Regions from separate parts of the Homo sapiens genome. Here region 1 is linked to region 2. Evidence: chromatin loops called from intact Hi-C (ENCODE). Cell type or tissue: chondrocyte. All regions are shown on one strand. Links, peaks and the distances in the headings refer to the core of each region. The heading gives the core; the rest is flanking DNA. Region 1 overlaps CDC14B (cell division cycle 14B). Region 2 holds the start of CDC14B (cell division cycle 14B).

Region 1 (15,549 bases), core at 5,089-13,088, 110 kb after region 2:
GAGTACATCAGCCCAAGTTTCATTTCTGTGCTTCTTTATTTTCCTAGCTGGCCTTGGTCGCACGGGCACTCTGATAGCCTGCTACATCATGAAGCATTACAGGATGACAGCAGCCGAGACCATTGCGTGGGTCAGGATCTGCAGACCTGGCTCGGTGATTGGGCCTCAGCAGCAGTTTTTGGTGATGTAAGTAGTAGCCTACGTCTGTAGTTCCCAGGGAACATGTGGGGTTGGAATCTGATGGGGAGTGGAATTTCCTTTAGTTTCCAACAACAACAGATAATCTGGTAGGAAGAAGTTGTTCATGTATCTTTCTGGAAAGCTCTATTTTGATGTTATTTAAATGCTCTAGGAAGCAAACCAACCTCTGGCTGGAAGGGGACTATTTTCGTCAGAAGTTAAAGGGGCAGGAGAATGGACAACACAGAGCAGCCTTCTCCAAACTTCTCTCTGGCGTTGATGACATTTCCATAAATGGGGTCGAGAATCAAGATCAGCAAGAACCCGAACCGGTAATCAAGCCGTTTCTGTTGCGATGTTGTTACTGCTTTAACTGCTATTGAGAACCTGTCAGGGTATGGAGAAAACCGTAGGTAAAATAATAAAGCAGCTCTTGGATGATTGTCAGTTTTTTATATTTATAACCCTCTCTAGGCACTTTTTACCCAAAATAGTGGAAACAAGGTTGTGTGTCCATAAAACTATGTTTTACTTACTCAGCAGGTGCATAAAAGGTTGTGAAGTGAGCTCTTCAGCCAGATCTACCCCTGCCCCTCACCCCTTTTTGCCATTTCACAACAGCTGATTTAGGAAAGCAATCATTCTCAAATAGAGAGCTTTTAACAAATCAAAGGCTTAGGGGGTAGCAGTACTACTACATTAAGTGGTAGTAAGTACACTGAGATTTTAAAAAGAGCGTTTTCAAACTTGAAAGCCCATTAACCCTCTTCACTGTTGATGTGTTTTCTAACAAGAGTGCTGCTGTGTTGTCTCTGAAAGTCAACTTTGGCTGTCTTAAAATGTCACCTGAAGCTTGATTGTGAAAGGGAAAAATATTCTAGAGCTTGCAGAAACTTGGACTGTGTTCATGTGGATAAATTGCTGCTCTGCTGTACTGCATTAATAAGTGCAACTTAAATCATTAGCTCAGTGTTTTTTTACTTACACAGTACAGTGATGATGACGAAATCAATGGAGTGACACAAGGTGATAGACTTCGGGCCTTGAAAAGCAGAAGACAATCCAAAACAAACGCTATTCCTCTCACGTGAGTCTGGGTTCCTTTGTTGTGGTTGATGTTTCTTCATATGTGTGTGGGGTCCTTGGTGAGGGTTTTTCCTGTACATTTTTCTCCATAGTTGCAAGCCCATGATGCCACTTTGAAATGCTTGCCTATGTTATTTAAAACCTAGGGGTGCTGGCCTTGGAAGCTCTCAGCTGTCCCTTGTTTACCTTGGTCCTCATGAGCCTTTATGGGTGGGAAGGCGACATCAGGGATACTTTTTCTCCATGAATAATCAGCATGGGGCATCCTCAGGAGCGCGACAGCAGATGTAAAGCCCAGGATGCCAGACTTGTCCATAGTTACTAAAGTGGTGTATTTCTTTACATTTGCCATGTTGCAGATCATTTGTTTTGATAAGCATGACATGATGGCTTAATGACATTATGTTGTTTTGGGGCAACAATGAACTGGTCTAAACTATATTTTGGGTTTTTCGTTTGTTTCTTTGGGGAATGATTTTCTAATTATAGAGGAAGATTTAGCCTGAGAATAGGAAATGTTGTAGTACTGAGTGTATGTATGTCTATGTGTACATTCTTGTGAATGTGTGTTAGTTGGGATTCAACCTGATGGAGCATCCAAGATTGTTAGAAAAATATGCAGAAGCAAAGTACATGACCATGGTATTTTTTGTAGGCTGTTCTTTAGTAAATGCTCCCACTTGTTGCCATTGGATTTCTTCCTTCTAGTTACTTCCTTTTTCATTGTGGGACACCAGATTTCCAGCCTTCTTTTTTGCGGGGAGGGAGTGTGATGGACATAGATCATTTATTCAGTAAGCATCTTGTAATATGGTAAGGAAGTATGATATAATATACCATTTATATTGGCAGAGAACAGGTTTTCTTTTCAATTAAAAGTAATTCCTCACTAGTGTCTCGTCATAAAAATTCTGAAGTAGAATTACACCTAAGGCATGTGTCATTATGGGTTGCTCCCCTGGGAGGTTCTTCTTAAAAGACCCAAGGCAAAGAATTGAGTTTTACAATATGCAGTGTTATGTGAATGAATGTAGGGCATCCATTTTGATTATAGGCATTTATTAAGCATTTCTTTTGCAACTTAGTGGTACTTTAGTCAACTATACTTTTTTAAAAATGGTGCCTTTTGGCCAGGTGTGGTGGCTCATGCCTGTAATCCCAGCACTTTGGGAGGCCAAGGTGGGCAGATCACCTGAGGTCAGGAGTTCAAGACCAGCCTGGCCAATATGGTGAAACCCCGTCTCTACAAAAATACAAAAACTAGCCGGGCATGATGGTGGGAGCTGTAGGCATTATAGGATCCCAGCTACTCGGGAGGGTGAGGCAGGAGGATCGCTTGAACCCGGGAGGCAGAGATTGCATTGAGCCGAGATCGTGCCATTGCACTCCAGCCTGGGTGACAGAGTGAGACTCTATCTCAAAAAACAAACAAACAAACAAAAATAGTGCCTTTGTATAATTTACTTAACTCCAAATGCCATTTTGTTTTTAATTTCCTTATTAAAAGTCTTCACCTAAGGCCTTAATGGTTTTTCTTTGGAAGTATTATGGTGGCTCCAGGTAATCATCCAGATACTAATTCTGGATGTGGTGGAGGAGGCAGGCAGCACCCTCGAGCAGTGCTTCTCAGACTTCAGTGTGCAGGAGGCACCCGGGCGCTTGTTGAAATATGGGTTATGATTGGTGGGGTGGGGGTGGGGCCCAAGAGTTCACATTTCTATCCGAGGCTGCTGGTCCAGGGACCACACATTGAATTGCAAGCCCTAGGAAACTGATGCTTTTGTGGGTTGATTTTAGCTGTGTCTGGGATTTTTTGTTTTGTTTTTCAGAATCAGCATCATCAGTTTATGTTTTAATATTTTGTTGCCTGCTGTTCAAAAGTCAAGTTGAGAGTCAGGGGATACAAATCCTGCTTAGTCAAAAGTTTTTGTTAAATAGGAAATTTCCTTTAGTCACCCTCTGAATCTGCTACTCTCATTAACGTGAGTTCAAATCTAGCTGGGCGTGGCTGTGCGCACCTGTAGACCAGGCTATGCGGGAGGCTGAGGCAACAGGACTACTTGAGCCCAGGAGTCTGAGGCTGCAGTGAGCCATGATCACTGCATCCAGCCTGGGTGACAGAGTGAGACCCTGTCTAAATAAATAAGTAAAATCAAGTACAATGGTAAAAGTTAAAAAACAAAGAGGTAGCTCAGGATTCCTTTTGGTAATATCCCAAAAACAATATATATAAATAGCCCCACATAACACAAATAACAAAGTTTTAGGCCACACTTTTAAAGAAGAAAGCGAAATGCTAGTTTTTCTAAGCTCTGAGTTATGTGTATAGACCCGAGGGGATTTTTGATGAGTCTCAGCAAATCTCCTTCCTCCTCCCTTACAACATTTTGCTTATCCCCGTCTCTGCTTTTTCAAACCCTCTCTGCTATTATTTGCAGTTTTTTGGCCCTAGAAAAGATCAATTGAAGATTTTCTTTCTTTCCCTCTTGTGTCTATGTTGTTATTTTAGGAATAGAAGTCCCTGAGGGACTGTTCTCAACAGTTGCTTGGGTTGAAAAATACAAAATCAATTTCTTCATCCAAGTTTGACTCATTGATTTCTGTGAGCAAGTTATTTTGCTTTAGCATTGGCACTTAGCCTTATGAAAATACAGTACATGCAAGAAGGAAAGTTAGTGAGAAATACACAAGTACTAGTGATTCTTAGGAGAAGGTTATAGTACATAAAATATTATTCCAATGATTGGTTTCTCTTTTTTTTTTTTTTTTTTTTTTTAAGACAGAGTCTTGCTCTGTTGGCCGGGCTGGAGTGCAATGGTGTGCCCTCGGCTCACTGCAACCTCTGCCTCCCAGGTTCAAGTGATTCTGCTGCCTGAGCCTCCGGAGTATCTGGGATTATGCACCACCACACCCAGCTAATTTTTTGTATTTTTAGTAGAGACAAGGTTTCACCATGTTGGCCAGGCTGGTCTCGAAATCCTGACCTCAAGTGGTACACCCACCTCAGCCTCCCAAAGTGCTAGGATTACAGGCATGAACCACCGGCGCCTGGCCGGTTTCTCTTTTATAAATGGTCAGTTTTGGGGGAGAGTTTAAGTTTTTAGTGATTATAAAATGGCCATTTGCTCAGCCTGTCTGATCCTGACTACAATGATGACAGGAAACCATGTGGCACCATGACATTGAGCTGATCTTCAGGACGTGATGACAAGTATATTGTCTGTGCTAAAATGGATTTGGTAGATTGCATAACTTGAGCCATGAGGCCTGTCGTTCTGCATACTGATGGTTTTGGTAGGTTTGGAGATGAGTATATCTGTTAGCAATGGAAAATAATTCTTTTTTTATTTTTATTTTTTATTTTTATTTTTGAGACAGAGTATCGCCCTGTCGCCCAGGCTGGAGTAAAGTGGTGCGATCTCGGCTCACTGCAAGCTCCGCCTCCTGGGATCATGCCATTCTCCTGCCTCAGCCTCCCAAGTAGCTGGGAATACAGGCGCCCACCACCACGCCCGGCTAAATTTTTGTATTTTTAGTAGAGACAGGGTTTCACTGTGTTAGCCAGGATGGTCTCGATCTCCTGACCTCGTGATCTGCCCACCTTGGCCTCCCAAAGTGCTGGGATTACAGGTGTGAGCCACTGCACCCGGCCGGAAAATAATTCTTAAGCCATGAGGTTTACTAGAGGAAAAAGTAACCATCTATAATGCTGACACTTGGACATTCGGGCCATTCTGCCTTTAAGGAACTGAAGGTGAAGGCTGGGATCGGTAGAGAGTTCTCTAGGGCTCCCAGACCATTTATTCATTCCATTTAAATATTCACCCCTGTGATCTTTATGTATATTAGTAGCTTGTTTTTTTTGTGGGAAGATTAAATAAGATGGTGTGGGTATAACTTGTGGGGTAAGGTTAGGCTGTATTTCGAGTTCACCCTTTAGTCTAATCCCTTTCCACAATATAGGATGCCTGGCATGTAATTTCTTTTTCCCCGAGACAGAGTCTTGCTTTGTCACCCAGGCTGGGGTACAGTGGCGTAATCTTGGCTCACTGCAACCTCCACCTTATGGGTTCAAGTGATTCTCCTGCCTCAGCCTCCTGAGTAGCTGGGAATACAGGCACACGCCACCACGCCTCGCTAATTTTTGTATTTTTAGTAGAGATGGGGTTTCACCGTGTTGGCCAGGCTGGTCTCAAACTCCTGACCTCGTGATCTGCCCGCCTCAGCCTCCTAAAGTGCTGGGATTACAGGCGTGAGCCACTGCGCCTGGCCTGACATGTAATTTTTAATGATGACAGTGATGAGGTCAACAATAAAAATGACATGATAAGCCAAATCAGCCATTTCCAAATTGATTAGCAGTACTCTGCACACAGCAGATGCTCAGTAGAGGCTCTAATATTTGGTCACAGATGTATCCAGGTGACCATTTGGAAGTATAGTCATTGGAAAGAGCTTCTGCCCTTCCAAATGGGAGGAGGTTTCCTTCCTCACTGCTAGAACCCAGACCAATGGATTAAGAAACACCAAGCTGAGGCTGGACACAGTGGCTCATGCCTGTAATCCCAGTGCTTTGGGAGTTCAAGGCAGCAGGATCACTTGAGCCCAGGAGTTCGAGACCAGCCTGGCCAACATAGTGAGATTCTGTCTCTACAAAAAAAATAAAAAAAAAAAACTGGGCATGGTGGCATGAACAGGCAGTCTCAGCTGCTACTCAGGAGGCTGATGTGGGAGGATTGCTTGTGCCTAGGAGTTGGAGGTTACAGTGAACTATGATAACGCCACTGCACTCCAGCCTGGGCAACAGAGCAAGACCCCTGTTTCTTTCTTTCTTTCTTCTTCTTTTTTTTTTTTTTTTTTTTTGAGACGGAGTCTTGCTCTGTCGCCCAGGCTGGAGTGCAGTGGCGCAATCTTGGCTCACTGCAAGCTCCACCTCCCAGGTTCATGCCATTCTCCTGCCTCAGCCTCCCGAGTAGCGTGGTGCCTGCCACCACGCCCGGCTAATTTTTTGTATTTTTAGTAGAGACGGGGTTTCACCATGTTAGCCAGGATGGTCTTGATCTCCTGACCTCGTGATCCGCCCGCCTCAGCCTCCCAAAGTGCTGGGATTACAGGTGTGAGCCACCACGCCCGGCCTTTATTTTTTTTTATTTTTTTTATTTTTTGAGACAGAGTCTCGCTCTGTCGGCCAGGCTAGAGTGCAGTGGCATGATCTCGGCTCACTGCAACCTCCGCCTCCCGAGCTCAAGCAATTCTCCTGCCCCAACTTCCCGAGTAGCTGGGATTACAGGCATATGCCACCACGTCTGGCTAATTTTTGTATTTTTTTAGTAGAGACGGGGTTTCACCATGTTGGCCAGGCTGGTCTCGAACTCCTGACCTCAGGTGATCCACCTGCCTCAGCCTCCCAAAGTGCTGGGATTACAGGCATGAGCCACTGCGCCCGGCCGACCCCTGTTTCTTAAAAATAAAAAAGAGGCAGGGTGAGGTCAGGAGTTCAAGACCAGCCTAACCAACATGGAGAAACCCCATCTGTACTAAAAATGCAAAATTAGCTGGGCATGGTGGCACATGCCTGTAATCCCAGTTGCTTGGGAGGCTGAGGCAGAATTGCTTGAACCCGGGAGGGGGAGGTTGCAGTGAGCCGAGATCACACCACTGCACTCCAGCCTGGGCGACAAGAGTGAAACTCCATCTCAAAAAAAATTAAATAAATAAATAATAAAATAGAGCTCAGGTGCGATGGCTCACGCCTATAATCCCAGCATTTTGGGATGCTGAGGCAGGCGGATCACCTGAGATCAGGAGTTTGAGACCAGCCTGGCCAACGTGGTGAAACCCTGTATTAAAAATACAGTACTTAGCCGGGCGTGGTGATGTGCGCCTCTAATCCCAACTACTCAGGAGGCTGCAGTGGGAGAATTGTTTGAACCTGGGAAGCGGAGGTTGCAGTGAGCCAAAATCACGCCATTGCACTCCGGGCTGGGTGACAGAGCAAGACTCCATCTCAAAAAATTATAATAATTAAAAAATAAAAAATAAGAAAGAAACACCAAGCTGAAAGCCAACTAGTATGAGGAAAATGAGTGTGGAAAACAACTAAGAAAAGTCTATAGTATGCATACCTAAGTGAAATTTTGCTCATTTTGTGTTGCCCTGGGTTAAATGTGAACCATATTATAAAAATGTGCCATTCCCTTAGCTTCCTGGATGGCTCAGGAGTTAGTAACTCCCTTGAAGTGAGATCAGTTCTGCTGTATTACGTTCATTTTTAGTTGTGCCTCCTGTGATTTTGTTAACTAGTCTGGGGTTTTGTGTTTTTTTGTTTGTTTGTTTTTGGTTATCTGGTTTTGCCTCCTTTGCCCCTTGTGGTTTGCTTTAGTTTTCTGTGTGTGCACATCTTCTGCTTTTTGAAGAACCTCAATCATTTATCTGTGACTGATTTCAGTATCATAAAGTTAAATTAACATGGGGTAGTTATCTCACTAGTGACTGAGTCCCAAAGTATGAAACCTGTTTAAACACAGCATTTTTTTATTCAACATAAAATGGCAAAACTCCATCCTTGTTGACCACCCCTTTGTATCCCTGTTGCTGTTGGCTGGGCTTTTAGGGTGTCTAAAATTCACATATGGCTTGATTGATTGATGATTGCGTAATTTATTTTGGCTTCCCAATTTGAACATCTGTTCTTTCCCCTTCACCCCTTTCCAGATGTCCCCTAGCTGTGCTGACCTCTGCACTGTGTAGTGTTGTCATCTGGTGGATTGTTTGTGACTACATTCTTCCCATCCTGCTATTCTGTCTCGATGGTTTCAGAACACAGTAGCCATCAGGACCCCCTGACAGATAGCTGCTGTAAGTGTCCCGTTCTGTTTCTCTGCCGTTGCTTACTTCTGGTGCCTAGTGTGGTTCCCACAATGCATGTTTTTCTCCTTGTCAGCTCCTAGCTTTGTTGGTTTGCCTATTTTCAAAGGTTCTTTTTCTGAATCTTTTCAATTAATGGGATGGTGGTGGGGAGGGAAGGTGGGCTTCACTGTTCCTCTCATAGAAAGGATATTGAAAGTAACATACGTTGTTTTAAAGTTATGCTTATCCTTAACATATTTCAAAATAGCAGTTGATAAAGACACTGAAACAGTTTTTCTTCACTGAAACAGTTTTTCTTCCCTATCAAAAGTAGTTAGCTTAGGATAATTGGGGTGGTTTTATTTTCGTCAGTTGGCTATACAATTTCCCTCTAGTTTTCTGTATCTTGAGTATGTCCTTCCCAGTCTAGCAAAGAAGCATTTTTCCCACTGATCTACTTTCATTAAATATGTGATTTTGTAGCCTCGAAATCTGCCATTGTACAGCAGCTCTCTCATAAGTCTTCTCTCTTTAGTGTGCAGAATTTCCTGCTCTGTCTCATTTTCCTCCTCCCCTTTAGGGAATACAGTAAGTACAGTGTGTAGCACTTGATGCTAAATGAAAGTAGGAGGTCGGAGCTGAGGTCGCCTGTTTAAATTGGTGCATTTCCATATGATGGTCATTGTTCCTGCTTTTCTCCTTGCCCAGACATAGCCAGAATGCCTTTAATAGGCTAATAGCAGCAAATCTGTATTCTCTTGAGATCTTTCATCTTTGAAATGAAGACCTTAACAGCGAAGAGGCTTTATTTCTGCAGAAGAATGTACAAGAGGCCCACTTGTGGAACAGCATGTTGAAGACCCCCAGAAGGCGGGTGTGTCCGTGTCACGGGGTCCACCGCCACCCTTCTGTGTCTGAGCTGCGTTCTTCCTTCTCTGAAGCTTTTTCCTTAACTCATATTTTAAGAATTTCTTCTCTTGTCTCCTCTTGGACTTGGAAGTTATGAAAGAATGCAAAAGTTCCTTGCAAGATCTCTTCCAAAGAAAAATTCCATTGCAACCAACTCTGGTACTTTGTGGTTTCACTGAGTATTTTCACATAGCTGAGAAAGATTTAAAAATCAAGCTGATTTCACTCTTCAGAATTAGGCAAAACCTGCTTAACTTGCTCCTATTTATGGCATTTTCTTGAATATCTTACAAATAAAAGCTTATTGTCGCGCATTCAGACCTGCTGTATTTCTGAGATAGATTAACCTTTTGGGTGTTTTCTTCTTTACTTCTCTTAGTCAACTACGATTGCCACATATTCTGACTCAAGAGCATCATGCACTACATAGAGTTATTCTTCTCAAACTGTTCCAAGTGGCAAAGATGTTCTGAATGGGTGGAGCAGTTGCAAATAATGCTTAGGCACTTTGTGGTTGAATGATCATTCCCAGGGTAAGTTTAAACATGGTCTCTATCAGGCTCTCTTCTTTTCAGTATTCCATGTAAACTATACCTTCTGTTGTTATTGGTAATGACGTTTGCCATTGTATTTCTAGACCCAAGCAGAGTATTCAGTTCAGCCTGACTAATTATTTGGAATTTTGAGAAGCAAAAAGCTTGTGACAGTTACAGTGGTGTTAATCAGTATCATCTTTGTAGCACCCCCATGTCTTTCTCTCAAAAGGGTTTTATTTGTAAGGTGGTGACTCCTGAGCTCCACCATCCTCTGTCATCACCACCCACCTCTGCTGGCAGTGGACGCAGGTGGTGTGGCATCGTCTGCTAAGTTGTTTCCAGTGAAAAGCTCCTGTTATGCAGCATGCCTGGAGAATTAGGCCATAACAACACTTCAGGCTTCTGAGTCAGACTCAGAGATAGTGGGAAAGCCTTCTCTGGAGGCTGCAGGGCCTCAGGGTCACCTTTGTGCACGCTCTTGTGGTGTCCGGAGTGGACAGCCAGTATACATAGTGCATAGTTGCCCTGATGGATTTTTTTCTTGGAATTGGACATTTATGTTCGAGACCTGGCTTTTTAGTTTTTGGCTTTGCCGTGTTCCTTGGGTTGCAGATTTCACTATATCTGAAATCTCAGAGTACCGAGGCTCCAAGGATGCTGCAGAGAAGAAGGTGAACTGGAATATAGGCAAGAGGTAGGTAGGATGGAGGATTTTGTCAGGGCAGATGGGAAGGAAGAAAATACATCTGCTGCACACTGCTCTGCAAAGCCATGCTTGGCCTGGGTTGGAAGGCAGAAGGCCGCGAGTGCCCGGGTTCCCTGTGACAGAGGCAACACGTCACCCTCTGGTGCCTGTCAGGTGGTGTGTGCTGTCACTCATGATAGCTCAGTGGAGTTCTCCCCCAACCCCGATTTCATCAGTGCATAACCTGCAGTTAGGATAAATACCGTGTTGTCAGTGCAAATAACTGGAGTCTTCCGTGGTGTGGTTAATACACTCAAGTTCTATCATTCTCTTGGTTTTAAAGTTCCACAGAAATTACTAGCTATTTAATATTATTATTATATTAGTTCACTTTAATTTACACTAATTTTATAGAGAAATAAATACTTTTAAAAAGATGTTTTCCAGCAGCCTGAGAATGACTACAGGATTTAGCAGTAGTGTCTTGTTTTGAATGGCATTTAAACACTTCAGTCATAGTTTTAATTTGAGAAATCAGGATTCAGATTTCCTAAGCAGGCAGTGTATCAGCTCTTGTTTTTTTCTCAGATTAATTATTTTGCAGTGTGATTGTTGTCTGTACTTTTGGCCAACCGTGGCCTCAAATTATTTGAGAATTAGGTGTTGTATTTAAAAAAAAAAAGCCAACAGGAGTCTTGTTTTCTCCGTGCGTAAGGGAGTGGCCGAGGGGAGCGGATGAGAACAGTGGCAGCACGAGTGCCCCGGCCTGGGCTTCAGAAGTAGCAATGAAGCAGCAGCAGTTTGTTTTGTTTTGTTTGGTTTTATGCAAAATTCTATATTCAAATTCTTAGCAGAGATGAATAAATATTTCCCCATCACTTTATATAAACAAATAATTTTTAGGGATGGGCAGACTGGCTCATGCCTATAAATCCCAACACTTTGGAAGGTCGAGGAAAGAGAATCACTGAGGCCAGAATTTTGAGAATAGCCTGGGCAACATAGCGAGACCCCATCTCTATAAAATAAAAAATGAAAAAATTAGCTGGGTGTGGTGGCATGTACCTGTGGTCCCAACTACTCTGGAGGCTGAGGTAGGAGGATCAATTGAGCCCAGGATTTGAGGCTGCTATGATTGCGCCACTGCACTCCAGCCTGGGCAACAGAGTGAGACCCTGTCTCTTAAAAAAAAAAAAAAAAAGAAAAAAAATTTTAAAAACAATTCCTTGTTTTTAGAAGTAGAATTCACAAGCCAGGGTAATAGTTGTCTTTAATCATACAATTAAGATGCATATACACTCTTCTTTTTTTTTTTTATACAAAGTCTCTATCACCTGGCTGGAGATCGGTGACACAAACATGGCTCACTGCAGTCTTGACCTCCCAGGCTCAAGTGATCCTCCTACCTCAACCTCCCAAGTAGCTGGAACCAAGGCACGCCCCACCACGCCCGGCTAATTATTATTATTATTTTATAGAGAGGATGTCTCACTATATTTTAGAATTTGGGCTTCTTAATGGTGTCTTGTTTCATGACTGAAAATCTGAGAAGCTACTTTTACTTTTGGGCATAAAGACTTGTTTGGCTGGTGGATTTCTTTGGTGTGGGAATTGCTTAAAATGTCCAGGCTGGTCTCGAAATTTTGGCCTCAAGTGATCCTCCTGCCTTGGTCTCCCAAAGTGCTGGAATTACAGGCATAAGCCACCGCAACCACCTCCTTTTTCTATTTTGTTAGAACATTCAACATATCAGATGATCACACTCTAGGAGAATTTCTGAACCAAACATTGGCTGATTTATCCAGGATTCATGTCCCTCTGTGAGACAGAAAGCTAGTTTCATGGGGCCCTCAGAAATCCTGCATGAGTAAAGTGAAATAGTGGGGAAAGCTGCCCATCCCCTTCTCCCCAGAAGGCTTGGGACCGCTGGCCCAGACAAGCTCCAGGTTATGCTCTGGTTGCGGAGTCTCGCTCTTTGGCCCAGGCTGGAGTGCAGTGGCACGATCTCGGCTCACTACAACCTCTGCTGCCCAGGTTCAAGCAGTTCTCCTGCCTCAGCCACCTGAGTAGTTGGGATTATAGGCACCTGCCACCACACTCGGCTAATTTTTGTATTTTTAGTAGAGACGGGGTTTCACCATCTTGGCCAGGCTGCTCTTGAACTCCTGACCTCGTGATCCAACCACCTCGGCCTCTCAAAGTGCTAGGATTACAGGTGTGAGCCACCGTGCCCAGCCTCTTGTTGCTTTTTTAGTGATGAGATGTTTAGCATTTTACTAAATGTTGGATATGCTTTGGTTTGGGTCATGCTAAGGTTGTAGAAATTTATTAATCTTAGCCTATTTTAAGGCCCTGTCTTTGGTATATTAGCCAGCATGGTGGTAGCTGAGGCCCGTGAGGTGGGATGCTCACTAATTGTAATGGTTCAACTTTTTACTCCTTTGAGCTGGGTTCTCATAAGTTGTTATTGGCTTTCTCACCTTTATGTTTGAATAGGAGAGAAGAAAGCTTGTTAAGTCAGTATTTTCTCTTTCAGAGAATTAAAAGTTGGTATCTATAAATGTGTGTATATGTGTTTAGTTTGTCATTGATTATCTCTTGAAGAAAAGAATTGCATATAGGCCTGGTGTGGTGGCTCACACCTGTAATCCCAGCACTTTGGGAGTAAGTGAGGTGGGCGAATCACCTGAGATCAGGAGTTCGAGACCAGCTTGGCCAACATGGCAAAGCCTCATCTCTACTAAAAATACAAAAATTAACCAGGTGAGGTGGTGGGCGCCTGCGGTCCCAGCTACTCAGGAGGCTGAGGCAGGAGGATCGCTTGAACCTGGGAGGCAGAGGTTGCAGTGAGTCGAGATCACGCCACTGCACTCCAGCCTGGGCGACAGAGCAAGACTCCATCTCAAAAAAAAAAAAAAAGAATTGCATATAAAATCTTTTGATGTCTTCTGCTGTTTTCCCTATAACAATTTAAAGAGGAAAGAAAAAAAAAAACCAAAGGACCATCTGCCTCTTAAAGGACATTCCGTGTGGCCTTTATCTCAGGATGTTCTTTTCTGATTCATCGTGTGCTTCCTCCTGGGCAGCCTACTCTCATATGCACCAGTTTCTCAAGCTTTTTAGAGTTTAATTAAGGCAAGCTTTACAAAATTTAAGTGTTTTCACTTTCATTTTAGTGGCACTTGGAGATTTAGTAAGTGTTATATATAATTCAGGCAAAACTCATATTTTGCTTAAACACTTTCTAAAATTTTGAAACGTTATATAAAATTAGTATTGATTTAGTGGATTATTACCCATACTTACAGCTTTGAAGAGTGAATATTGTATAGTTATTTCCTAAATTTATGTTCCTATTCTTTAGAATTTGAGCTCTTAATGGTGTCTTGTTTCATGACTGAAAGTCTGAGAAGCTACTTCTACTTTTGTTGGGCACAAAGATTTCTTTAGCTGGTGGATTTCTTTGGTGTGGGAATTGCTTAAAATGCCAAGTCATTCGCCTTCCAGGAGCAAAGCCCTCTGGTTGTCTTTGTGTAACCTTCAAAGAGAAACGAGATGCTTCATTTTAAAAGGCCTTGATGTGAAAATGTGTTTCAGATTTTTTTGGTAAATGTGTTGATGGAAAATCCTCTCAATTCTCAAGATAATTTGCACTAAAGTGCAAAAATACTTTCCTCTGTCAAGTATTTGCAAATGGTTTCAGTGAATATAATCTTATTTTTTTCCAACTATTTTCAGAGTAATTCTTCAATCCAGTGTTCAGAGCTGTAAAACATCTGAACCTAACATTTCTGGCAGTGCAGGCATTACTAAAAGAACCACCAGATCTGCTTCAAGGAAAAGCAGTGTTAAAAGGTGAGAAAAGAATCCTACTCTTCTGAAAAGTTGCAAGCGTTTGTTTTCCAGTTTAATATTTGGACCCTACCTCTGGAGACTGACATGAAATTAGGAGAAAGTAGAGTCTCTGTGATGGGAAATTCATCAAATGTGTATTCCTTGTTCATTATCTAAGAAAATCTGGACCATTTTAATGTAGGCTTTTGTTTTGTTTTTTAGAAGTAATTCTCAACACTGGAAGTATGGTCTCTGGGTCATGATATGGGAAAGTTTTAAGTTAAGAATTTCCAAAGCTGGCTGTCAGGACTTGGAGGACATTTTTCTAGGTGTATATCAGATACAGCATCATTGCTGGACGATTAGCTGCAAATGAATGTGATGGTAGAAATGAGATAACCAGAGAGTTTGAAGATCCTTCTCTACCTAGTGACTCTTTGTCCTCTTGGCCACAGCCCACACCCGAGGCACTAGTTCTTTCACTGTCGTCACTGTCTTCAGTGAGTGTAGGCAGAATTTCACAAGGAAACCAATGTGTTCTGTGGCCACGTCGGTGACTCTGTTGTCTTTGGATATTTCTCATGAAGTGGACATGTCATTTTTAAAGTATTCTGAAAACAGATCCCATCTGAAGAGAGAATAAATAGCCCAGGAGTGGAAGTGGGGATAGATGGCTCAGGAGTAGAAGGGGGCACCTTTTCATCGTTGCCTGGTGTTGGCAGCCCATGCAGTCCTGTTTCTGTCCTCCTGGTAAAAACGATCTCTTCTAATAGACATGAGCGACCTGAAGATAATCAGAACCAGACTTTAAAATGTCCTGCACGTGTACCCTGCTTCTTTTCAGCTTCCCTGCCATGTATATCCGAGGCTTTGGGCCTAGGGGCCTTATCAGTGTGAAATTAGTCCCCAGTGCAAAGCAGCCAGTCTCCCAAGAGACCTTGGCAGAGCTGGGAGTTCTGTGTGCTTTGCCTTTTGAAGACTCATTCAGCTCTGCCATGTCTCCTCTACACTGTTTTGTACAACCTTACTGCACACTTAACACTCGCATGGGGATGCAGCAGTGCCCCGGCATAAGGATTGGAGGACTGTCAGGCACTGACTCATGATTCCAGGATTTAAAATTTTTCATTAGAAATGTACCAAATATTCCTATTTCTTTACTGTTTGATTCTTCTTGAGAAGAATATTAGAGAAATACTGACCAAAGGTCAAAGATTTCGGTACATTGGAACAATAGCGGAGTGTTATTTATAACAGTGAGAAACAGGAAATGGGCTCAAGATTGTTACATTATGCCAAATGAATTGGGAGTCATACATTTAGTTTAGTACACGAAGCAGTAAGTGAAAAGAGCCATGCATAACAATTCTGAAGTATGGGCCGGGTGCGGTGGCTCGCGCCTGTAATCCCAGCACTTTGGGAGGCGGAGGCAGGTGGACCACTTGAGGTCAGGAGTTTGAGACCAGCCTG
Region 2 (15,549 bases), core at 4,518-12,517:
TCCGGAGCCGAGGTCTGGTGCCAAACAGGTGTCAGAGACTTGACAGCGGCGAAAGAGATGGAGAGATGTAAGAGAGAGGGAGAGATGCCAGAGAGATGGAGAGCGGCAAGAGAGATGGAGAGCGGTGAGAGAGATGGAGAGATGCGAGACAGTCGGAGAGACATGAGAGAGATGGAGAGATGTGAGAGAGATGGAGAGCAGTGAGAGAGATGGAGAGCAGTGAGAGCAACAAGAAGAGAGGATGCAGCAAGAGATAGTCAGGAGAGAGGGCTGACCAGGAAACCATCCTTAGCTTTGCAAGGATGGCTTTTTTTTTTAAAAGTCCTGTTGCTCCTATATCTTCTTTTTGGACGGTGGTTATACAGGTGTATATATTTTTAAAACTCATTGAACTAACACTGAAGATCTTTGCTTTTGCATGTTAATTATACCTCCTTTTTTTTTTTTTTTGAGACGGAGTCTCGCTCTGTTGCCTAGGCTGGAGTGCAGTGGTGTGATCTCAGCTCACTGCAATCTCCACCTCCCGGGTTCAAGCGATTCTCCTGCCTCAGCCTCCCAAGTAGATGGAATTACAGGCGCAGACCACCACGCCCGGTTAATTTTTTGTATCTTTAGTAGAGACGAGGTTTCATCATATTGGCCAGGCTGGTCTTGATCTCCTGACCTCGTGATCCGCCCGCCTCGACCTCCCAAAGTGTTGGGATTACAGGTGTGAGCCACTGTGCCTAGCCAAATTTTTGTAATTTTAGTAGACGGGTTTTCACCATGTTGGCCAGGAACTCCTGGCCTCACGTGATCCACAGCCTCTGCCTCCCAAAGTGCTGGGATTACAGGCATGAGCCTCCGCACCCAGACTGTTATACCTCTTTATGGTTTTTTTTTTTTTTTTTTTTTGAGACCGAGTCTCGCTCTGTTGCCCAGGCTGGAGTGCAGTGGCCCGATCTCAGCTCACTGCAACCTCCGCCTCCCAGGTTCAAGCAATTCTCCTGCCTCACCCTCCCGTGTAGCTGGGACTACAGGTGCCGGCCACCACGCATGGCTAATTTTTGTATTTTTAGTAGAGATGGAGTTTCACCATGTTGGTCAGGCTGGTCTCGAACGCCCAACCTCAGGTGATCCGCCTGCCTCAGCCTCCCAAAGTGCTGGGATTACAGGCATGAGCCACAGCGCTTGGCTTGCTGGGATTACAGGCGTGAGCCACCACGCCCAGCTTCTGTTTATCTATCACAAGTCCCCTCACCCACTTGGACAAATTTTTTTCCATGACATTTACTTGTTAAAGAGACAGTTTATAGAAAATCCCACATTCAAGATTTGTCAGATTGTTTCCTTATGAGTCATTTAACATGTTCTTCCACCCCCTATATTTCCTGTAAACCGAAGTTAGATCTCAAGGCTTGATTCAATTCAGGATAAACATTTTGGATAGAACACTACTTTATAGGTAATCCAGGGTATATCATGTTGCCTTGCATCAGGAAGCATCATACCTCTCTCTCTTTTTTTTTTCTTTTAGACTGAGTCTCGCTCTGTTCCCCAGGCTGGAGTGCAGTAGTGCAATCTCAGCTCACTACAACCTCCGCCTCCCAGGTTCAAGCGATTCTCTTGCCTCAGCCTCTGGAGTCACTGGTACTATAGGCACACAACACCATGCCTGGATAATTTTTGTATTTTTTGTAGAGAAGGGGTTTCACCATGTGGCCCAGGCTGGTCCGAACTCCTGTCCTCAAGCGATCCACCCTCCTCGGCCTCCCCAAGTGTTGGGACTACAGGTGTGAACCACCACTGCACCATCCAGGAAGCATAATATCATGCTGACTCACTCTAATGAGGCAAAGTTTGACGTCTAGTGTAAGGTGGTGATAGCCATATTTTGAGTATTGTTGGAAAAGAAAAATATTAAAATACAATATATATCATTCCTAGAAGCCTTAAAAATTGGTAAAATGTATTTGACATTAAAATAGATAAAACTGGCTAGGCTCGGTTGCTCATGCCTGTAATCCCAGCACTTTGGGAGGCCAAGGGAGGAAGACTGCCTGAGCTCAGGAGTTCAAGACCAGCTTGGGTAACATAGTGAAACCTCATCTCTACAAAAAATTAAAATAAAAAAAAATAGCGGGGTGTGGTGGCATGGGCCTATAGTCCCAGCTACTTCAGGAGGCTGAGGCAGGAGGGCCACTTAAGTCCAGGAGGTCCAGGCTACAGTGAGCCATGATTGTACCACTGCACTCCAGCCTGGGTGATGGAGCAAGACCCTGCCTCAAAAAAGCAAAGCAAAGCAAAACAAAACCATAAAACTTCTGTAAACCAACGTGAATAGAGCAGCAAGACAAAGAGTAGATATGCAGGCATCATCTGCAAAGGGTGAAGGGGCGATATCCATAATATATAAAAAGCTGCCACACATCTACAAAAATAAAATCAAATGCAGCCGGGTGTGGTGGCTCACGCCTGTAATCCCAGCACTTTGGGAGGCCGAGGCGGGCAGATCACCTGAGGTCGGGAGTTGGAGAAAAAACTCGAAAAAAAGAAAGCAAATACAAAACAGGCAAAGGACATGAATTAAAAATTCTTAGAAAAAATACTGCAAACATCTAATGAGAACTTTATAATATGCTCAACTTCACCAGTGATCAGGAAAATACAATGAAACTAATAGTGAGACTTTTTAATTCTTAAACTTAAAAAACACGTTGTATCCAGTGATTTCAGGGATGTGGGAAAATGGGATTCCTTTTTATTTTGTTTTGTTCTGAGATAGGGTCTTGCTCTGGAGTGCAGTTGGGTAATTATAGCTCACTGCAGTCTCGACCTCCAGGGCCCAAGCTATTTTCCTACCTCAGCCACCCGGGTAGCTGGGACTGCAGGTGCACACGGCCACACCCAGCTAATTTTTTTCTTTTTTGTTGAGACAAGGTCTTCCTATTTTGCCCAGGCTGGTCTGGTACTCCTGGGCTCAACCCATCCTCCCACTTTGGCTTCCCAAAGTGCTGGGATTACAGGTGTGAGCCACTGCACCCAATCAGCTCAGCTATCCTTAAATATTGTTGGTATCAATGAAAAATTAAAAAGTGAGTATCTTTGATTCAGCAATTCCACCTCCTGTGGATTGCCATATGTTAGGGTATTCATTGCAGGTACATAACAGCACTTTTCCTCCCAGCCCCCATGCAACTTAACCATCCATCCACAGGAAAAGAAATGATGGAAAAGATACAAGGGAAACTTTGCAGCCATTAGCATGAATGAGGCTGGTCAAAAGGACTGAAAAGGAAAATTTTCAAGATCCAGTATTAACAAATCTGGAAAAAAAATGCAGTATTATGTGAAAAAAAGCAGCTCATAGAACAATATGCCCAGTATGAACCATTTTATTTTTAAAAATCTGTTTTTTTTTGTGTGTGTTTTTTTTTTTTTGAGATAGAGTCTTGCTCTGCCACCCAGGCTGTAGTGCACTGGGGCGATCTTGGCTCATTGCAACCTCTGCCTCCCAGGTTCAATAGATTCTCCTGCCTCGGCCTCCCGAGTAGTTGGGATTACAGGCACCCACCACCACACCTGGATAACTTTTGTATGTTTAATAGAGACGGGGTTTCGCCATGTTGGTCAGGCTGGTCTCAAATTCCCGACCTCAAGTGATCCGCCCGCCTCGGCCTCCCAAAGTGCTGGGATTACAGGAATGAGCCACCATGCCCGGCCCCAAAATCTGTTTTTATCTAAACACAGATCATTAGCAGCAGTTATCTATGAGCATAGGAGGATTGGGGTAGGAAGGTAAAGGAGAACTTTTAAAATAAACATATATATATGTTTTTTACTTAAATTTTTTAAAAATATAATCACATGTTCATGTATTATTGTGGGACAAAACCAAAGAGAAAAAAATTCCTTACGTACAAATCTTTGAAGTAAAATTACAAAATAAGACCTAGATTTAAGAAGTGAAGTCCGGGCGTGGTGGCTCAGCTTGTAATCCCAGCACTTTGAGAGGCTGAGGCGGGCGGATCACCTGAGGTCGGGAGTCTGAGACCAGCCTGGTCAACATGGTGAAACCCCGTCTCTACTAAAAATACAAAAAATCAGCCAGGCATGGTGGTGTGTGCCTGTAGTCCCAGCTACTCGGGAAGCTGAGGTCGGAGAATGGCTTGAACCTGGGAGGCGGAGGTTGCAGTGAGCCGAGATCGCACCACAGCACTCCAGCCTGGGTGACAGAGCGAGACCCTGTCCCCCCCTCAAAAAAAGAAAAAGAGAAGCGAATAGTGAGGAGGGTGAATAGAGAGGAGGCAGCATTCAGTAGCACCGGTGGAAGCATTTAGCCAAGACAGCATGAACTTGTGGAGTATTGTTTCCCATTTCTCCCATATTATTAAATTCAACTCTAGAGACATACTGACTACCTGACAGTATGTAGAATGCATGTCAGCATCTTTCTTTTTCTTTTTTTTCTTTTTTCTTTTTTTTTTTTGACACAGAATCTCGCTGGAGTGCAATGGCGCGATCTCTGCTCACTCCAACCTCTGCCTCCCGGGTTCAAGCGATTCTCCTGTCTCGGCCTCCCGAGTAGCTGGGACTACAGTCACGTGCCACCACGCCCCGCTAATTTATCAGCGTCTTTTAAAAGTAACGCAAGCTGGGCGTGGTGGCTCATGAGATCGTGCCACTGCACTCCAGCCTGAGGGACAGAGTAAGACTCCATCTCAAAAAAAAAAAAAAAAAAAAGGTAATTCTTGAGGAAGATTTGGGTATCATTCAGTCCCTTGAGGCTCAGACCTCTGTGGCTTTCAGGTAAAGGCATCTTCAGTCATACTCTGAACACAAGACTTAAAATAACCAGAATTCTCATCGTCCCCTACCCCTGCCCCCTGGCATTTCATTATTATTATTTATTTTATTTACAGTCATGTACCACAAAGCAATGTTTTATTCAACAGACCACATACAGGACAGTGGTCCCATAAGGTTTTAATACCATATTTTTGCTGTAACTTTTCTATGTTTAGATGATGTTTAGATACATGAATACTTACCAGTTACAGTCACCTACAGTATTCAGTATAGTAACATGCTGTACCTGTTTGTAGCCTAGGAGAAATTGGCTCTACCATACAGCCTAGGTATGTAGTAGACCATACCATCTAGGTTTGTGTAAGTACACTCTACAATATTTGTACAATGATGAAATAACCTAATGACACATTTCTTAGAAGCATCCCCATCGTTAAGTGATGCATGATTGTAGTTATTTTTTAAAGCAGGAGTGTATATAACCAAAAAACAAATCAACCGCAGAAATATTGTTTTAAAAACCTACAATATTACGGTGTGGTCTGAGATCCAAAGGCGTTCATCCAAGTTTCTGACATTTTACACAACTATACAGGTTATTTAATTTCAGAAGCCCACCTGCAAGGCAGGATCCCTTTAGATCCTGCTCTTGTCAATGAAGAATGATGCCAGCCCCTCAGTACTCGAGCCACGTGTGGTTCTGTATCCTGGGTTTCCAAACCAAACTCATTTAGTGACCTAGGGTAACTGCCATGACCTCTCAAATGAGAATACCACGGAACAGGGCATGAGTATGAAGCCCCTAGCATGTCTAGTATTTGCTGGTAGCTCAACAAACATTCATTCCTTCCATTTTTATGGTTCTAAAAGATTTTCATCTTAAGGGGCATGAACATGGCAGACTTCAGATTAATGTTGGGATTGCCAGGATAGCCAATGAAACAAAACCAACTCTTTTTTTGTTTGTTTGTTTGTTTGAGACGGAGTCTTGCTCTGTGGCCCAGGATGGAGGGCAGTGGCGTGATCTTGGCTCACTGCAACCTCCGCTTCCCAGGTTGGAGCAATTCTCCTGCCTCAGCCTCCCAAGTAGCTGGGATTACAGGCACGTGTCACCACGCCCAGCTTATTTTTGTATTTTTAATAGAGACAGGGTTTCCCCATGTTGACCAGGCTGGTCTTGAACTCCTGACCTCAGGTGATCTGCCCGCCTCAGCCTCCCAAAGTGCGGGGATTACAGATGTGAGCCACCACGCCCGGCCAAAACCAACTCTTTTTATATATGAAAGTGAAGACTTCAGTGTGTGCCCGTTTTCCCATATGACTGCCACCTAAGCCCTCTAGTTTTATGGAAATTTAACCTCTTATGGAACGTACCATATTTATCAAATTTAACTTTTTATGAAATTAACCAACTTATGGAAATTGACTTTGTACAACTTATTTATCTTCACATAATTAAAATTGTAATTCACGGATTCTGAAACTTACATTATTTGAAATTCATATCACGTCTCTATCAACCAGTTGCTACTGATTTTAGCGTAAGATTTCACATTTTCAGAATATGCTCTATCTGGAATATACATATAAGAAAATGTTCCGCCGGGCGCGGTGGCTCATGCCTGTAATCCCAGCACTTTGGGAGGCCGAGGAGGGCGGATCACAAGGTAGGAGATCGAAACTATCCTGGCTAACACGGTGAAACCTCGTCTCTACTAAAAATACAAAAAATTAGCCGGGCGTGGTGGCAGGCGCCTGTAGTCCCAGCTACTTGGGAGGCTGAGGCAGGAGAATGGCGTGAACCCGGGAGGCGGAGCTTGCAGTGAGCCGAGATCGCGCCACTGCACTCCAGTCTGGGCGACAGAGCGAGACTTCGTCTCAAAAAAAAGAAAAGAAAAGAAAAAAAAAGAAAATGTTCCACAGTTGTTTTCATTTCAGGGTAAATTTACCTAGGAAAGATAGGAATATTTTAGAGAATCCCTCCTTTTTTTTTTTTTTTTCCTTTTCATTGTGCTGCCATAATGTTGAGAATCAACCAGACGCATCTGTTCCCTAAGCGCCACAGTTCAGGAAAAGACAAGCCAGATCCTAGAGAGTTTTGGTTCCCACCCCAGCCTGGCCACTGCCACTCATCTGGGTCCCCGTGTCCTCACTGTGAAAGGATAGCCTTGGACCAAATATTGTCTAAGGAGCTTTCAAGCTCTAAAATTCTATGATGAGTCGTCAAGCAATGAACAACAAACTAACCAGGGAAGCAAACTAAAATACATTTCCTGTGGCCAAATTCTCAGAGCCCAGGAGTCAACTTATCAAAGAGGGGGAGGAGTCAAACAGTTCAAGAGCAGTGCCACACACACAAAACAAGTATCAGCTAGGAAACAGCACTTTTCTGCCTCTATCTAAACATGACCTAAAAACAAAATATAAATAGGGTTTAAAACTTTAATGTGTATACTCAGCACACAGACTTCCTATTCACAAGAAGGGAAGATACTTTCGCGTAATTACAAAGTGTAGTCCTATACTTTGTCTGTTCCTACTATACAAAGCATAAAATTATATACTTGCAAAGTATGAAAATATTTAAATGGTATAATTATCTGTATTTATGACACTTTTTTTTTTTTTTTTCTGAGACGGAGTCTAGCTCTGTCACCCAGGCTGGAGTGCAATGGCACGATCTCGGCTCACTGCAACCTCTGCCTCCTGACATTTAAACAAATTACTCTCAAAAGATCATAATGTCATGGAGGTAGTTTCTCTGTACTTCCAGGGAGCCACACGGACCACTCTCCTGTAATATCTATTCAAAACAAGACCCACTCATTTAAAATCCCTGGTAGTCTGGGAAACTGGGTGGCTTTCCAATGCTGAGCCCCTAGGCCGGTCTGAAAGGTCTCCTCCTCCTCCTCCAGGTCAAAACAAAGGACTGTGACCCTACCGTTTCTGCTCTCTAAAACTTACTTGCGCAGCGCCGCACAGCCTCCCACGTCTCTAGCTTCTTTGCTGCCCCTACAGACAGACATGTAGATCATTTTAAATTTAAGGCCTTCACTGATTTCCTTAGGGGAAACAGAGGAAGAGTGAACAGGAGAACCAACCTTAAGAAAAAGTGCTTACAGAGTTGCTGATCTCTAGCTTCAGACACAGCCCCCCTACTTCCTTATTTAGCCGTGCTTAAGGTAAAAGCCCACAACAATAGAAGTCAAAGAGCCCCTTCCTGAGGTGCTCTATGAAAATTTGCATTTCTGAGAGGCTTCCAAGGGGACTGACTCAAATTCATCTTTCTTTTCCCCAGGCTGGCAGTTAACTGCGGAACTGCAGGATAAAACGTTCAAGTGCTGGTGAAAAATAGGGACAGCTTGCAGATGTTGTAAAATTTGGGGCCGTGAAATCTTAACACTGCCCTCCAATCTTCTCACCCTTTTAGATGCTACCATGGACGTTTGTTTAAAGGCCCTCCAAAATGACAGTTTTTGGTTAAGTTCCAGGAAGATAGGGCATTATTTTAATCCAGTAGAAAAAGAAGAGGATATGACCCTACAGTGTGCCAGATAAAGAAGTTTAAGGACAAAACTTGCCCCTTGCTTCAATACTTCATGATATAATCGGACCTGTCGACACCTCAGTATACACAGCAATGAGTGTATAAACTTACTGAATTAATGTGGGCGCTGGATTCCGAGATGAGAAACTCTGAGGTGCAAACAACCACGGTATATTGTGGTTCCACGGAAGTTTCATCGGGTCCTTAAGAAGCCCTTGCTTGGCCTGTTTGAATGCTGGGCATAGGTCGATAAATAGAGCGTAGTTGTTTAAATAGTTTTACTTAAGTTCTGAAATCAACTCTACTTTAAATCTATATAGCTGCAGGTAATGTAATCAGGCCATCCTCTTCCAAGCTGGCAGCCATGGCAAAAGTCCCTTTCTCTTGGCGCGAATTACAAGGAAATTCAAGAAATACTTTAAGATATATATATGCCAAAGACCTGGAGTTAAGTTACTAGGGTGGGGCTGTGTAAATGTTTGGTGACTCACTAAAGAAAGTTGGGATCTGGGGTGCTGGCACCTGGAGGACACAGAAGAAACAAAAGTTGGGGGGCTGGCGAAGGTCGCTAGCACACTTTATCTCTGATTGGCGGAAGCCCTCAGAGTTTTCTTTATGGCGTCACCGAGTACCTGCCTGTAGAAAGGCCCCGTCTCCGTGACGTCACGCCGCATTGGCCAATGAAAGGCCTCAGTCTGCGGGCCCCGAGGAGGGTTGTGGGCCCTTTTTTGTGAATGAAGCGCCACGGAACAGCCCTCCTGGGGTCCCCACGAGCCGCGTCCTGCTGTGCCCCGGCGCCTACGCAGCAGCGGCCGCGGCCGCGGTGGGCACGCACGGTTACCCCGGGCAGCTCCGGCCGCCAGCTGCAGCCCCGTCGCCTCGGCCGCGCCAGCCGGCTGCGGGCACCTGGGGGCGGGCTGGGGGCGCCGGCCGCGGCAGGAGGCGCTGTAGCGAGGGCTGCGGCGCCGGTCCTGCGGCGGCCGCGGGAGGCAGCGGGGCAGGCGCTGTGGGCCGGGCTCCTCCTCCGGCTCCTGCGCGACCGCCTCCCGCCGGGCTCTGCCGGCGCCCGCCGTCCCCGCAGCGCCGCTCTGCGCCCGCCGCCCCGAGCGCCCGCGCGGGGCTGGCGGGAGCCTCGGCGGGCGCGCGGGCGCGCGGGGCCATGGTCGTGGCCCCCTGACGGGCCGCGGCCGCCTCCATGAAGCGGAAAAGCGAGCGGCGGTCGAGCTGGGCCGCCGCGCCCCCCTGCTCGCGGCGCTGCTCGTCGACCTCGCCGGGTGTGAAGAAGATCCGCAGCTCCACGCAGCAAGACCCGCGCCGCCGGGACCCCCAGGACGACGTGTACCTGGACATCACCGGTGAGCCGGCCAGTGGGCGCGCGGAGGGCCCCGGACGGCCGCACCCGGCGCGGGGCCCTGGCCCACCTCCCACCGGGCTGCCCGGGGCCTCCGGGGCCGGGCCGAAATGCCTTCGCCCCCACCCCCTTAAACGCCCCGGCCGCCACACCCCCTTTAGGAGCCTGGCTCCTGAGGAGCGCCCCCCGCCCCGAGTTTCTAGCTGCGTGGGCTGCGAGCTTTAACTTTAGCTTGTGCACCCTCCTCCACCAGCAAGATGGACCGAGGGTCACCTTTCTAAGTTGCGGGCGTCAGCCCGGCGCCTCGAACCTGCAGCTCCTCCCCGCGGGCTGCTTCTGAGTTCCTGTGGATTCCGCCTTCAGGGATTGCGAGCCCGGTTGGCCCTCGCGCGAGTCACAACCTCTGAATCAGCCCCTGAGGATTCCCCGAGCGCGCTGAACGCGCCTGGCACGGGAGCTGCCCCTTTTTGGCGTTGGCCAAACCCCCGCTGCTCCGTAGCCTTGGGACCCTGGGCGCCGCGTTGCCCGTCCGGCGCGTAAGCCCGAGCCCCTCTCCTGGGCCTCCCGCGCCCTGCCCCCTAGCGCGCCCCCCGAACGCCTCCGCCTCCCGGGGTCCGCTCCCCGCCGGGGCCTCGAGAAGGAAGGTGTCACGTTGGTGGCATTCGAGCCAGCCGGCAAGACGAATGTCCGGGTTGTCACTTTTGAGAAATCCCAGCCAGCCAGAGCAGGTAGCCAAGCAGCCCTTCGATAGCTGTTCTGTTAGTGCTGATTCGACTGTTCTTGGAGACTCATAAATCCAATTTGGCAGCTGTTAGGTTTGCTGGGATTGACAGTGACGCGTGTGAAGGCATTAAATGTGATGATGTATGTGGCAACGCTGTGTAAACAGCAGAGCTGTCCACGATTTTGAGGGAATTGGCAGTCTGTTTTCAGTGGCGGGGAATGTGTCAACCTCGGTGCGTGGCGTTATTAAAAACTGTTTCCAGCCCCTAGCCTTTGATAAACCAGGTAAGCTGGAGTGGCGAGAACATTAAGTGGAAGTGTTTAGACAAACACAGACGTTTAGGAGAAATAATATTCTAGGTTCATGGACAATCTGGAAACTAAGTTCGTTTTGAAATGAAGCTGAGAGCAGAGCGGGTTTCTCGGCTTTGGTGGATGGCCCTTGGGAACCAGAGCGGGCATAGGAAGGGGTTGCCCTGAGTACCAGTCCCCGGCCGGTAGCTGCGGGGGGTGTGCGGGAGGTGAAGCCTGCTGAGACTGAGAAGCCAAGTCCCGCTAACGTTGTGCCCTTCCCAGGAGAGGGCCTCGCCGAGGACGGATGGGGCTGGGAACGGGTGGGCCTATACATAGTTTCTGCCCGTTATTGTTTATACCTCTTGAAAGGATCTGTGTTGAATGGGATTTAATTTTAGGACAAGTAATGCATTTACATGGTACAGAACTCCAATTCTAAAGGTGCACAGGAGTACGTGCAGAAAAGTTGGTCTCACAGTCTCCAAGTGTCCTTCTCTAGAGGCAACTACTCTTCCCAGTTTCTTGTGAAGCCTTCTAGAAATAGGCTGTGCATGCATACTATATATACTATATATTCTCTACCATACACGTGCGAGTAGCACACATGTTGTTTTGCACATTTTTCCGTTTTCATAGTGTTTCTTATTAGAATGATTGTTCTGAGTTGGTGCATATAAGACTGGCTTACTTGATTTTAATTACTGCTTAGGCCAATGTACATACGGTTTTATGAATAAAACCATTAACAAGTACGTATGGATTTAAATGTTTATGTAGATTTGAATGTTTTTTAACCTATTTAGACAGTCCCTGTTGATGAACATTTGGGTTTTCAATCAGAAGGTTTGTGACAGCAAAGTCATTGGAATAAATCTTTCTTCTTGATGGAGATGAAATATGTGGCTAGTCTTCGTGAGGCAGTCACCAATTAATCAACTTCAGAAAAATAGAACCAAGCAGAATACTGAGGAGGGGTGCGTTACAGGAAATAAAAATGCTATCAGAGGGCAACCCGCTCTGGTCCCCTTCCACGCTGCGGAAGCTTTGTTCTTTTGCTCTTCACAATAAATCTTGCTGCTGCTAAAAAAAAAAAAAAATCCTATCAGATTGCAAGCCCTAATAACGGAAGGGTCCAGCTTTAATGTAAGGGAGCTCCAGGGGAGTAAAGGTTATAGTCACCTTTCCCTGTGACTTCTCTAGGTGTCCCTCAGTGATAGTCTTGGCTTCCTGGAAAAATGATACTTAATCAGTCTGTTGCAGTGTGATATACAAGGCCAATTAAAGTATCTTCAGATACAGAGTTCAGATTACTTTTTATTGGGCTTTTGGGGGAAGGCTTGAGGCCTGTCCTCAGCAAGTGGCAAACTGGTCCCTTCCTTCTCAACGTGTTTTTCCCTCCATTATTGTTTTCTTAATTTAAAAAGCAGTGCATGCACACTTCTAAAAAGTCAAACATTATCAAATGAGTTTTTTTTTTTTTTTGAGACAGAGTCTCGCTCTGTTGCCCAGGCTGGTGTGCAGTGGCTCAATCTCGGCTCACTGCAACCTCTGCCTCCCGGGTTCAAGGGATTCTCCTGCCTCAGCCTCCCAAGTAGCTGGGAATACAGGCGCCCGCCACCATGCCTGGCTAATTTTTGTATTTTTAGTAGAGACAGTGTTTCACCATGTTGTCCAGGCTAGTCTCAAACTCCTGACCTTGTGATCCGCCCGCCTTGGTCTCCCAAGGTGCTGGGATTACAGGCGTGAGCCTTCACCCAGCCTATCAAATGAGTTTTATGGAGTCTTCCTCCCTTGGTAATGTTTTTCCTCCTTCAATTTTCTGTGCACATTCAAGTTTCTGGAAATTGTGCCATACCAGCAAGATTAGTTCTCTTTTTTTTTGAGACGGAGTCTTGCTCTGTTGCCCGGGTTGAGTGCGGTGGAGCTATCTCGGCTCACCACAACCTCTGCCTCCCGGGTTCAAGCAATTCTCCTGCCTCAGCTTCCTGAGTAGTTGGAACTACAGGCATACGCCACCATGCCCGGCTAATTTTTGTAATTTTAGTAGAGATGGGGTTTCACTATGTTGGCCAGGCTGGTCTGGAACTCCTGACTTCGTGATCCCCCCCAGCCTAGATCTCCCAAAGTGCTGGGGTTACAGGCGTGAGCCACCGCCCGCAGCTGATTAGTTATCTTTTGATGGCTGCATTATATGGCCAAATCATGATTTATTTAGTAGTAATAAATAGCTGGTTATTTGGGGGTTTTCCAGTCCCTATTGCAAATGGCTGCAGTAGCATCAATGTATGTGTCTGTTTATATGTGTGACTATATCTATAGAGTGTATTTCTAGAGGTGAAAACGCCAGGCCAGAGTACATATGGACTTTATCCATTCCTCAGTGGACTTTTTGGCTATTAGGAATAATGCTGCTGTGAACATTCATATACAGGTTGTTGCATGGACATGTTTTCAGTATAACACCCAGGAGTAGAATGGCAGGATCACATGGTATCTCCACGTTTAATGTTTTAAGGAACTGTCAGACTCTTTTTCCGAATGGCTACGCCGCCAGCGTTCCCACAAGCAATGCACCAATTATTCCACATCCTTGCCAGCACTTAATATTGGATTGACAAGATTCTTTCACAGTGGAGTAGGTTTGTAAAAATTAATGCATATTGTCACTTCTGTCCACCCTGCCCTTAAATACATCATTTTTTAACTTAGTCCCTTGACATTTTTATTGCAGCCTATTTAATCTGTAAATTGAATTCCCATAGATCCCAGGATACTTCGTGTGTGTGTATTTAATATAGGATGCTTAATCCCTATTTTTGTTCCTGTCATCATTTGTTATATAATCACTATTGTTTAGTATCTAGCCACCCACACCACTATACTGGGCATTTACTCTTACTAGGAGCAGACTAAGGGGTTTAACTCTCATTCCAACCCCATCCACCTCTCACGGAGCCATTCATTCACCTCTTGCCATGTGCAATGACACGGATTTTTTTACTTGAACTATACTGCTAGTTCAGTTTCAGTCCACCATGAAAACAAAAGGTCATAAAGACAGTGTAGGCCGGGCACAGTGTCTCACGTCTGTAATCCCAGCACTTGGGGAGGCTGAGGTGGGTGGATAACCTGAGGTCAGGAGTTCGAGCCCAGCCTGGCCAACATGGTGAAACCCCTTCTCTACTAAAAATTCAAAAATTAACTGGGCATGGTGGCACGTGCCTATAGTCCCAGCTACTTGGGAGGCTGAGGCAGAAGAATCTCTTGAACCAGGGAGATGGAAGTTGCAGTGAGCTGAGATTGCGCCACTGCATTCCAGCCTGGGTGACAGAGTGAGACTCCACCTCAAAAAACAAAACAAAACAGGCGGTGTAAACTGTAAGCATTAAAGCTAAAAAGATGCTGGGTACAGATCAGAATGAGCTGTTACTAGTCTAGGAAACTGGAGGAAGTGGGGAGGTTGAGGAGGGTTTTCAAGGAAAAAATACTAGATTTTTCTATGAACCTCCTTAATGTCAGAGGTCTGAATCTTTATCTCTATTTTCCCATCCCTTAAATAGGGACCTCCATTCATGGCAGTGTACTTTCTCCTTTCCTCAGGAAAAAAAAATTTAAAGACTCTAACACTACTGCATATATCTATGTTTGATAATTTATAAGATGTAATAGTTGTTGCAGAGCTTTGATTTATTTTACTATTTTTATTTTTAAAATTTCTGATTAGGCTGGGAGCAGTGACTCATGCCTGTAATCTCAGCACTTTGGGAGGCCAAGGCGGGCAGATCGCTTGAGCCCAGGAGTTCAAGACCAGCCTGGCCAATATGGCAAAACCCCTACTCCGGAGGCTGAGGTGGGAGAATCACTTGAGCCTGGGAGTTCAAGGCTGCAATGAGCTGTGTTCATTCCACAGCACTCTAGCCTGGGCAAAAGAGACATAGTGAAACTCCGTCTCAAAAAAAAAAAGAAAGAAAAGAAAAATTCTGATTAGTAAAGAATATTGGTAATAGCTACTGGCTAAAAGATTCTTGGTGGTTTGTGTTAAATTTCTTTACCTTTTTAAAAACAAGTTTTCGAGTGTCTGCCATGATCTAACTTTTAAAGACTGTCTGTATTATAATAGTAAATAATTTTATTGGAAAAACACTAATTGAGGTCAGGATTGCCATTTTAAAGCACTAATTAATGGTGATATATTGGATACTCATCAAATAAACAAATACAGCATTGTCTCCTCCCTCCTTCCTTTTTAAGATCTTTAAAATTCACAGCAGACATTAGACAGGGAAAATTTATTCATTAATTCAAGAAGTATTTATTGCATGCTTACTATGTAAAATAGTCATGCATATTCATTGCAGTGATGGAAGTATATTTTTCTTGATAGAAAAGGAATGCTGTTATGTAGAACACTGAGTCAAGGAAAAAAATTGCTTTTTCTTCAAGAGTTTTGTGTTATAGTAGATTATCCAGTTTCAGGAATTGAAGCCCATCATAGTGTGTAGTGTGCATTTTTCTTCTTGCCTATGTCTTGGTTCTCCTTTACTTACACTTAAATTTGTCTGTAATGTGAATTTGTTTTCTTGATTTCTATGCTTGCTTAATTCTTCAACATCTTCACTTCTGATATTCATGTTAGTTATCTGCTTTAAATCTAATTCCTCAGGCACTCCAACACCACGTGGAGGCAACAGTTTGACAGTTTCAAATGTCACTCCTTAAGTGGACATACAGAGTAGTTGGGCACAGACATGAATGGAAGGTGGAATAATTGTGTTGCAGAAATGGTACTGATGCCAGGGAGTTGCCAGTCAGTGCAAATTGTAATTGCTCTGTGCTTTTGAATGGG

The links. A loop is a pair of places that touch in the nucleus more often than their neighbours do. Peaks named below come from ENCODE experiments on the same cell type or tissue, not always from the same donor. Only the 100,000 strongest peaks of a DNase experiment are listed, where the experiment ranks them.
Region 1: it touches region 2 in a loop (2.6-fold over the local background); 7 of 110 quality-filtered maps call a loop at or near these places.

The regions. Positions count from the first base shown.
Region 1 is chr9:96,508,224-96,523,772 of GRCh38, reverse strand. CDC14B (cell division cycle 14B) reads left to right here. Exons shown (of 14, transcript NM_033331.4): 10 at 48-186; 11 at 353-512; 12 at 1,170-1,267; 13 at 13,984-14,100. Among named protein-coding and RNA genes, the nearest start is that of HABP4, 66 kb to the right of the region's middle. RefSeq lists enhancers at 171-1,370, 11,741-12,240. In chondrocyte, for the core only: no CTCF peak of the experiment used is centred there; no DNase peak of the experiment used is centred there.
Region 2 is chr9:96,613,360-96,628,908 of GRCh38, reverse strand. CDC14B (cell division cycle 14B) reads left to right here and starts at 9,066. Exons shown (of 14, transcript NM_033331.4): 1 at 9,066-9,690. The coding sequence starts at 9,531. RefSeq lists an enhancer at 9,415-9,915. In chondrocyte, for the core only: CTCF peaks have their summits at 9,027 and 10,004; DNase peaks (open chromatin) are centred at 9,013, 10,088 and 10,929.